3 separate regions of the Homo sapiens genome follow, and all the other regions are linked to region 1. A link is a contact called in ENCODE Hi-C or POLR2A ChIA-PET data. All regions are on one chromosome and are shown on one strand. The core of a region is the stretch at or near the end of the contact, and the rest is flanking DNA. Distances in the headings are between cores, read along the strand shown.

Region 1 (2,886 bases), core at 163-2,662:
GGAGGACATCATTCTACACTAAGGATATACAAAGTAAAAAAGTAAAAAATTAATCCTGCAGGTAAAGGGCCACGTCTCTCCTTTAATTCCAGTGTTATGCACACATTCCAAGGCAGATGCTATCAGTGTTCCTTCCAATGTTCCAATGAGCCCATATTAAAAAAAATAATAATCTGTCTGAGGTCATGAAGTCTGGGGACAGAAACGCAAATTAATATCCAACCTAGCGTCATCCAAATGGCAAGGTTCGCTTCAGGGTAGCATACTGGAAGCTCCTTGAGAACAAGGACCCTGTAATCCCCCTGCAAGCTCAAACTAGCTATCCAACCAAAACCCAAATAGCCCTCTCTAGAGATAGCTATGAAAGCAACTGCTTTTCCCTCTAATACAAATTATCAGCAAATAAATGTTTATAGCTTAATGCTTAAAACTTACCTAGGTAGAGCCATCAATTTTTCTAAAGCCTAATGTTTAAAATTTACTTGGGTGGAATAAATATACTTTTATTTAAATATCAACTTTCTAACAGTACAATCCTACTCTGGAGGTTTAGGAGGAAAAAAAAAAAAAAAGGAAAAAAAACTTGGAGCTGCTGCCCGAAGTACTGAATCAGCTCTGGAAGTTGTCATCACCCCTAATGCTGCCTTAAAGAAGATTCCATACATTATCTTCAACTTATAGGTGCCAAATCATTTCCCATGCTTAATCTCGGCAGCTGGAGACTGACCAAGTGGAATCAAAAGCTCAGGATTTAGAGTGAAAAGACCCCTGACGTTCAAGGCCGAGCTTTCCCAATACTTGTGAGACCTTGGACAATTCACTTAGCCAAATAACTCTCATTTTCTCTTCTGTAAACTAGGAAGGGACGTAAATACCTGTCCCACCTGCCTCATGGATGCGTCGTTGCTGCCGTTAGGTGGAGGGGATGATCCACAGAGGGCCACTCGCCGTCCCGCCGCCCCCGCCCAGGTCCAGCCAAGACAGAAGGCGCCGGAGTCCCTGCGGTGCTGGGTCCGCGGCGCTCGGGAAGGATGCTCCTCTCGCCAGCCTCCCCTCGGGACAGCGGCGACCGGCGTTCTGACATTCCCCGCCGTAACACCTGCTCGGCGCCCTCTCCCCGCGCGTCTCCGGGTTCGCCCCGCGCCCGAGACCCCTGCCCCGCTGGGCGCCCCTCTCGCCCTCTGGTGGCACAGAGACCCCAGCCCCAAGGGACTGCACCCTCCTCGGCACCGGGCGCCTGCAGCTGAGTCTGGGTTGAGGCCAGGGCCCGACCGGCCTCGCCCCCAGAGCCTCGCCTCCCCTTATTCCAACACCGGCGGGGACTGGGTGGTCGCAAGCATGCGACTCCTTACCCGGCAGCTTGAGCGCCCTGGACAGCACGGTCGCCATGGCTGAGGCCCCGGTGCGCGTGCGCGCGCCCGCGTTCTGCCGGGAAGTGTAGTTCCGAGCGGCGGTGCGTGGGGCTGGGACCGGGAAAGGTGGGACCCGCTTGCTGGGGACAGAGCTGAGGGAGGCCAAGCCAGAGTACACGCTCCGCAGGCTTTTCTCCCACCCTACCTATGCAGGTCACCTCACCACTCTGAGTCTCACTTGCCTCGTCAGTGAAATGGGGAGAAAATACCCCGTAAGCTTGCAGTGAAAATGATTCGAAGGAGATATTTAAGGAGGTGTGGATTGTGCAATGTGCGTGGGCTTTGAAATCAGGCAGACTGGATTTGAATCCTGCCTGAATCACTTACTAGCTGGGCCATCTTGGGCAAGTCCCTTGGGGCGACTGAGCTGCCGCTGCTTTTTTTTAATTAAAGACATACTACCTACTTCACAAGCTTGCAATGAGAATTAAATGATACGACCTGTTTAAAACACACAGCACACAGTAGGCACCTAGTAAGAGTGTTTCTATTACGCTTCTTAGGTAGAAGTTGAAGTTTCCTGGAGCTCGAACCCTCATTTATTGCTCCCAGTTCTTTACAGGTGTCTACTCAGCACCCTACGCTGCAGCTTCTAGTTGAAGGGTGTAGAAGGAGGATCCGACTGTGTACATACATCCAATAGATGCAGCATCTCCAGCTCCTCAGATTTCAATGCTTGACCTTTAAGGCATCTGCACGCTCCCCGTAATCACCCCAGCTTTGCCTGAATGATTTTTGCGGAGAGCCCGATGCCCAGGAATTCCTCCTTCCTTGGCTCCCTGAGCTTTCCCCCACTTTGTCTTCCTTGTCCCTCTGGAAATCTCCTTCATCCCTCCATAACTTTTTTCCATTTTAACATAGGAACTGCAGCTTAGAATAGTATTTCTCAAATTTAATGTACTTTCTTTTCAATTAAAGAAAAAAATTCAAAGCAGCTGCCAAATGAATCAGGATCCTTACCTTTTACATAGAGAATACCTGTGTGTTCCTCTCTAGCTACTGAGTGGAATGTGAATACTTTTGCTGCCCAAACACCCACTGAGGTCACTGTGGAAAATGCAAACACCCAGGCCCTCTCTGACTTCTGAACTTGGCTTGCCTCAGGACCAGGCACAGTGGTGTAGAAGGAAGAACTGACTTGCTTCTTTCCCACACGCAAGTGATCAGCATTTTAGTGCAGGAATGCTAATACTGTGTTATCTTAGAACTGGAACAGATCCTAGAGGCTATCTAGTCCCACTCTCCTTGTTTTGTTTAAGAGAAAGCTGAGAAATAGAAAGGTAATGTAACTTCTGAGTGTCACAACAAAAGCTCCAAGATACATCTCATTTGCAGGCTGCCTAATTCCCGTGAGAAACTGCAGACAGGACTATCCTGTGGGAGTAATCTGAGAGTCTCCAGCAATCAGTCTCACCTCCTTTCTTCCCTTGGAAAAAAAAAATGTCATTGTCTCTGATAGAGCACAGGCTCTGGA
Region 2 (3,023 bases), core at 482-2,981, 140 kb after region 1:
GAAAGCATGAATCCTGAGGTTTTACTGGTAAGCTGGGAGGGATTAACTGGGATCCAGTCATGTGCTCCACCCAGTACTCAGTGACTAAACCCTGCACTTTGGAGGGAGATGGTAATGTTTCAGCATGAGTAGCCTCTGGCCTTGGGCATGAGCAAAGGACTTTGAGTATGAGGACGAGACCCTCTTCACTTATTCCAGCTGCTAACAATTAACACACAGCCATCCAGTAACACAAGGATGCCCACAGCTGAGATCCTGGAATCACTTGTTGCTGTCTTAAACCTTTTTGGAATGAATCTAGGCATGAAAGAAAGGGGTTTTTGGTTCTTTTGTTTGTTTGTTTTTTGGGTTTTTCTGGGTTGTTTTTTTTTTGTTTTTTTTTTTTTTTTTTTTTTGAGACGGAGTTTTTACTCTTGTTGCCCAGGCTGGAGTGCAATGGCATGATCTCAGCTCACTGCAACCACCATCTCCCAGGTTCAAGTGATTCTCCTGCCTCAGCCTCCCGAGTGGCTGGGATTACAGGCATGTGCCACCACACCCGGCTAATTTTGTATTTTTAGTAGAGATGGGGTTTCTCCATGTTGGTCAGGCTGGTCTCGACCTCCCGACCTCAGGCCCGCCTCGGCCTCCCAAAGTGCTGGGATTACAGGCGTGAGCCACTGTGCCCGGCCCCAAAAGAAAGGTTTAGAAAAACCAGTGGGGAAGAGGGAGAGGGAAGGGAAGAATAAGAACAAGAGGAAGAGGGAGGAAAGGAAGAGGAGGGCGAAGTCATTTCTTGGGTCAACTCCAAGCCCTCTGTTCCTCCTCCCCTTTAGGGAGAAGGGGTTTCAGCTGCCAGGCTGTGTGAACAAGTAAGTCACTTGACCTCTCAAAGCCTCCTCTCATCTATAAAATGCAGGACACGCTGCTGAACTACGTGGTCTGAACTCATGTTCAGCTCCACCGTTCACCCACCTGGGGAGCTTCATGTACAAAACTTCCAGATGTCTTTCTTTCTCCCCCTCATCCTCATTCTTGCCCCATCTCCTGTCATTAAAAGAGTATGTGCCACAAACTCCTACCCAAACTAAAAGCCAGGGCTAGAGGTAAGGTTGAAGGGTCTGAAGAAGAGACACAGCAAGGGACTGCCCACCTGAAGGACAAAGCCAGAGGCTCCTGGAGCAGCGCTGACCCTAGACATGGCCTTGACTGACACACAGCACTGACCACTGTGCAGGGAAAAACGTGAACATGTGATGAGTCTCCCGCTTTGGGTTTCTAACCTGAGACTCCTCTTCGCAACCAGAGAGATGGGGAAAGTGTGTAGAGTTGCTTGTGACTAGGCCTGGAAGTTTGCCCATGCTTATTCTACGCAGTCCTTCCCAGAGCATCTGAGAATGAATCATCTGGGGCCCAGAACCTTGCAAAGACAAACTGACTTTGTCTTCCTTCCTATGAGATTTCTCTCATTCTGTCAAAATGTGTCTTCGCGCCAGCCCAGCCCTGAAAATGTGTGACTTTCTAGCATTTTCATTTTTTCTCTATTCTCGAATTGCTACATTCAGTCAGTAGTAATAACAGTCATGATGTAATTATGAGTAAGAATAATGACAGCTACTGTCACCTCCTGAGTCCTATTATGAGTCAGGCACTATGCTGAGTAGTTATGTATTTTTACACATATTCTCTCATTTACATGCTTTTACATCCATTACCTCATTTAACATTCCTACAGCCCATTTTATAGGTGAGAAACCTAACAGAGTGAGGAAGGTACATGTCCAGTGTCACATGGTCAGAAAGAATAGCTCTTTATAAGTAGTCATAATCATAATTCAATCCTCCTTTTCACCTCTAAATCACTGTCATCATCTCTAGAGCTTTTCTCCCTGACCCCAACCTCTCTCCATTTAAACCACCATATATTCAAGCATTGGCTTGCTGAGAAGTCTCCAAAACAAGCAACCCTGGCCGGGGGCAGTAGCTTACGCCTGTAATCCCAGTACTTTGAGAGGCCGAGAGATGGGAGGACCACTCGAGCCCAGGAGTTTGAGACCAACCTGGGCAGCATAGTGAGACCCCCGCTGTACAAAAAGAAATTAAAAATTAGCCGGGTGCTAATTTAGCCAGGATCACACCTGTGATCCCCCTACTCGGAGGGTGAAGCAAGAGGATTGCTTGAGCCCAGGAACTCGAGGCTGCAGTGAACTATGATCATGCCATTGCACTCCAGCCTGGGCAACAGAGTGAGACCCTGTCTCAAAACAAAAAACTAAATAAATAAATATAAAATTGTGGCCACTGCCCTTGGAATGAATAATAATCACACTGACATACAACTAAGAAGTTATGGAATACATTAGGAATGCTGAGGGCACATGGAAAACAGTGACCCATTCTACCTAGTGGGGTTTTAAAATAATTATTTTTAATGTTTAATGCTTTAGGGAAGAAAGCAGGGAGATGAAACATGAAAGATGAACAGGAAATGGTAGGAGATTTTTATGAAGGTAGAAGAGACAGGGCTTTGGGAATGGAAAAGCCCAGGTTAACTCCCAGATTTCTGGCTTAGGCAACTGAGTGGCACCACTGTCAGAGCCTAGAAATACAGGCTTGAAAGGAGAGATGCTAAGTGTAGCTTTGTTGGCTCTTTGATAAATATGCGACCTGCACGTGGAGCTATCCAGGAATAACAAGTCAAAAGACCCAAGTCCTCTTGAGAGTTTCCTCTGAGCCATATATGGTTTCCTTTCTTTTTTCTTTTTTTTTTTCTTTTGAGACAAAGTCTCTCTGTCGCCCAGGCTGGAGTGATGCAATGGCACAATCACAGCTCACGGCAGCTTCGACTTCCTGGGCTCAGGTGATCCTCCTACCTCAGCCTCCTGAATAGCTGGGACAGGTGCGCACCACCACATCTAGCTACTTTTTGTATTTTTTGTAGAGGTGGGGTCTCGCTATGTTGCCCAGGCAGCTCTTCAACTCCTGAGGCTCAGGTGATCTGCCCGCCTCGGCCTCCCAAAGTACTGGGATTACAGGCACAAGCC
Region 3 (3,003 bases), core at 462-2,961, 210 kb after region 1:
TGACCAACATGGAGAAAACCCGTGTCTACTAAAAATACAAAATTAGCCGGGCATGGTGGTGCATGCCTGTAATCCCAGCTACTTGGGAGGCTAAGGCAGGAGAATCCCTTGATCCTGGGAGGCAGAGGTTGCGGTGAGCCAAGATCACGTCATTGCACTCCAGCCTGGGCAACAAGAGCAAAACTCTGTCTCAAAAAAAAAAAAAAAAAAAAAGACTAGGCTGCAGTTTTAAAATATGACAAACAAGCTTTTCTGATCTGCAGTTTCCTCGAGAAATGACTCATGACCTCCAGTAAAAGAAATAATATATGCCAGTCACCTGGCAAACTCCTAACACACAGGAGGCTCTCCTCAGCCCTATTGTAAAGAATCACTTATTTACTATTTACCTTTTAGAGACAGGGTCTTACCCTGTCACCCAGGCTAGAACGCAGCAGCACAATCATAGCTTACTGCAATCTCATCCTCCAAGACTCAAATGATTGTCTTGTCTCAGCCTCCCAAGTAGCTAGGACCATAGGCGGGGTCCGCCATGCCCAGCTAATTTTTTATTATTTTTGTAGAGATGGGGTTCTGCTGTGTTACCCAGGCTGGTCTCAAACTCCTGGCCTCAAGCAATCCTCCCACCTTGGCCTCCCAAAGTGCTGGGATTATAGGCATGAGCCACCATGCCCTGTCCAAGAATCACTTATTTAAAACCAAACCAACAACCATTACAAATGTACAAATAGACGTATGTCAAATAAGAAATCTTTGGATAGTCCCCACTCTTGACCCACCCAGAAATCGCGACAGGGATGTTGGTTTTAAGTTGGCACTGGATTTAATAGCTTGGGTAAGAGAGTTTCTAAGATATCAGGAGTTACCAGTGGACTCCTCCCCCAAAAGAATGTGTGAGGACAAGAGCCAGCATCACATCAGTGAGAGCTGGCCCAGTATAAATGACCACCATGCTTGATTGCTGCTACTACTCTTTTGGACCCAGAAGGACAACTCCCCATCACTTTGGGCTGAAGGACATGTCTCTAGGATAAAATGAACGAACAAGCAGCTCACAGGTTACCCAGCACCAAGCTTATTTGATACAGGAGCACGGGCTGTGGACCAAGCCTACTGGATGGATACGCAGTGAGGAGAGAGGGAAGCAGTGAGGGGGGTCGGTGGCTCACAAACAACGTGTATTGGGATAGGCGGGGGAAAGAGTATTCCTGACTTACAGACTGGGGTAGGGGGTGGGGAAAGGAGCAAACAAAGCAAGTGGCTTCATCAACATCCCAGAGGGAAAGGCAGGCTTTGGAAAAGAACCAAGTGTTTGGAAGTTGACGAGGAGGGTCCACAGCCAGGGACCGCGCAGTAGAGACGACAGAGGAACGCGACCTTTTTTTCTAAGTGCATCTGAACTTGCCTTTACTTCGGGGCTCCCAGTCCCCATCCTCTGGGTCAACCTAGCAGATCTTCTTGAAGGCTGACACCCTTCACATACCTGTAGGTAGTTCTCCTCCCCACCCTGACCCCTGACCCCTAGTTCCAGTGGGACTGTCCTCCACTGTAGTCATACAAGGAGTCTGCCTCATCTGCCCCTGTGCCTCAGCCACAGCCCACTGTGAATCACTCGGCTCCAAATTAAAACTCCTTCCCTCTCCGGAGTGGTCTTTTCTTCCTTCTGCCATCTACTGGTGAAAACAAGAATGTCTTATTTTCTTACCTGCCTGTTGCCAATTTGAAAATAGCTTGGAACCTGAAAGTTCATTTGCATAGTACTTACTTGTTGTGTGGAACATACTGCATGAGTAATATGGAATTACACATATATACATACACACACACACACACATAACAAACAGTGTATTTAGTGTAAAGGGCAGAGGCTTGGAATCCAATTTGGCTTCAAATTTTTACTTAGCCCTTTACCAGCTGTATGATCTGGGTACGCTGCCAGTCTTCATCTATGCTAAAAGCCACAATTAATGATCATTATAATGACTAACACTTACTGATTGTTATCATGAGCCACAGTATAGTTCATTTAACTTCACAATGCTGTACTATAACTGTGTGTCTTCAGATAAGAAGGTTGAAACACAGGAAGGTTTAACAACTTGTCCAAAGTCTCACAGTTAGTCAGGGGCCGATTTGGCAAACTGGCTCCATAGCTCATATTGGGAACAATAATATCGACTGTTCGGGATTGTTCAAAGAACTAGAAATAATACAGGTCAAGCCGCCTGACACATCTTAGGTTTCAGAAAATGACAGATATTGAACATTTACTGCGTATGGGCCCTGTATGATATTAGTAATATCCACAAATTAGGCGCGGTCCCTGCCTAGTAGGAAGCACAATCACTATACAATACTAAGGCTAAGTTCAGCAAAAATAGCATCTGACTCTTTTTTCAGTATTGGTTTCCTAGTATCTGGCACACTGGCTAGGATATGGTGGACACTGGAAGGGAAGGAGGAAAGAAACAGAATTTTAAAAACTAGGTTCGAGATTCTGTGAGGCAGGCCAGGTGTGGTGGCTCACACCTGTAATCCTAGAACTTTGGGAGGCCGAGGCAGATGGATCACCTGAGGTCGGGAGTTCGAGACCAGCCTGACAAACATGGCACCCTGCCTCTATTAAAAATACAAAAATTAGCCCGGCATGGTGGCACATGCCTGTAATTCCAGCTACTTGGGAGGCTGAGGTGGGAGAATTGCTTGAATCTGGGAGGTGGAGGTTGCAGTGAGCCAAGATTGCACCATTGCACTTCAGCCTGGGTGACAGAGACTCCATCTCAAAAAAAAAAAAAAAAAAGATTCTGTGACAGAGATAGGCTTGACGGTCTTCTTTCCATATTAACAAATGAGAAAACTCAAGGTTCAGAGAGGTTTAGTAACTCCCACAAGGTCACACAGCAACAGTGAACAGTCCGATGACTTACACTTTCCCCACCTGTTCCTTTCCCAATTCCTCCTGCTCCTTCCGGCCTCTTTGACGGCACTGGCAGATGATTGAAG

The links. A loop is a pair of places that touch in the nucleus more often than their neighbours do. ChIA-PET counts read pairs that join two places held with the same protein, here RNA polymerase II (POLR2A). Pooled maps may share reads with other maps.
Region 2: a loop to region 1 is called in a pooled map, with 2.8 times the contacts of the local background. The contact joins the enhancer-like site here to the promoter of FAM234B in region 1. A Hi-C loop is called at or near these places in 1 of 37 single-sample maps with no recorded cell type and 7 of 50 pooled maps. POLR2A ChIA-PET finds 5 or more read pairs at or near these places in 4 of 52 experiments (HEK293T, PC-3, WTC11 and 1 more).
Region 3: a loop to region 1 is called in a pooled map, with 8 times the contacts of the local background. The contact joins the enhancer-like site here to the promoter of FAM234B in region 1. A Hi-C loop is called at or near these places in 4 of 50 pooled maps. POLR2A ChIA-PET finds 5 or more read pairs at or near these places in 5 of 52 experiments (B cell, BJ, PC-9 and 2 more).

What each region holds. Positions count from the first base shown.
Region 1 is chr12:13,042,907-13,045,792 of GRCh38, reverse strand. It overlaps FAM234B (family with sequence similarity 234 member B), which reads right to left and starts at 1,412. Exons shown (of 13, transcript NM_020853.2): 1 at 1,353-1,412. The coding sequence starts at 1,389.
Region 2 is chr12:12,898,264-12,901,286 of GRCh38, reverse strand. All of the region lies in intron 1 of GPRC5A (G protein-coupled receptor class C group 5 member A), which reads right to left. Among named protein-coding and RNA genes, the nearest start is that of GPRC5A, 8.2 kb to the right of the region's middle. Within about 2 kb of position 1,731, at least 12 of the 41 ENCODE cell types and tissues checked have a DNase peak (open chromatin) inside an H3K27ac peak, as active enhancers do; they include PC-3, where a contact is called at or near this core.
Region 3 is chr12:12,835,844-12,838,846 of GRCh38, reverse strand. No RefSeq gene overlaps it. Among named protein-coding and RNA genes, the nearest start is that of DDX47, 24 kb to the right of the region's middle. RefSeq lists an enhancer at 2,761-3,003. Within about 2 kb of position 1,711, at least 9 of the 41 ENCODE cell types and tissues checked have a DNase peak (open chromatin) inside an H3K27ac peak, as active enhancers do; they include PC-9, where a contact is called at or near this core.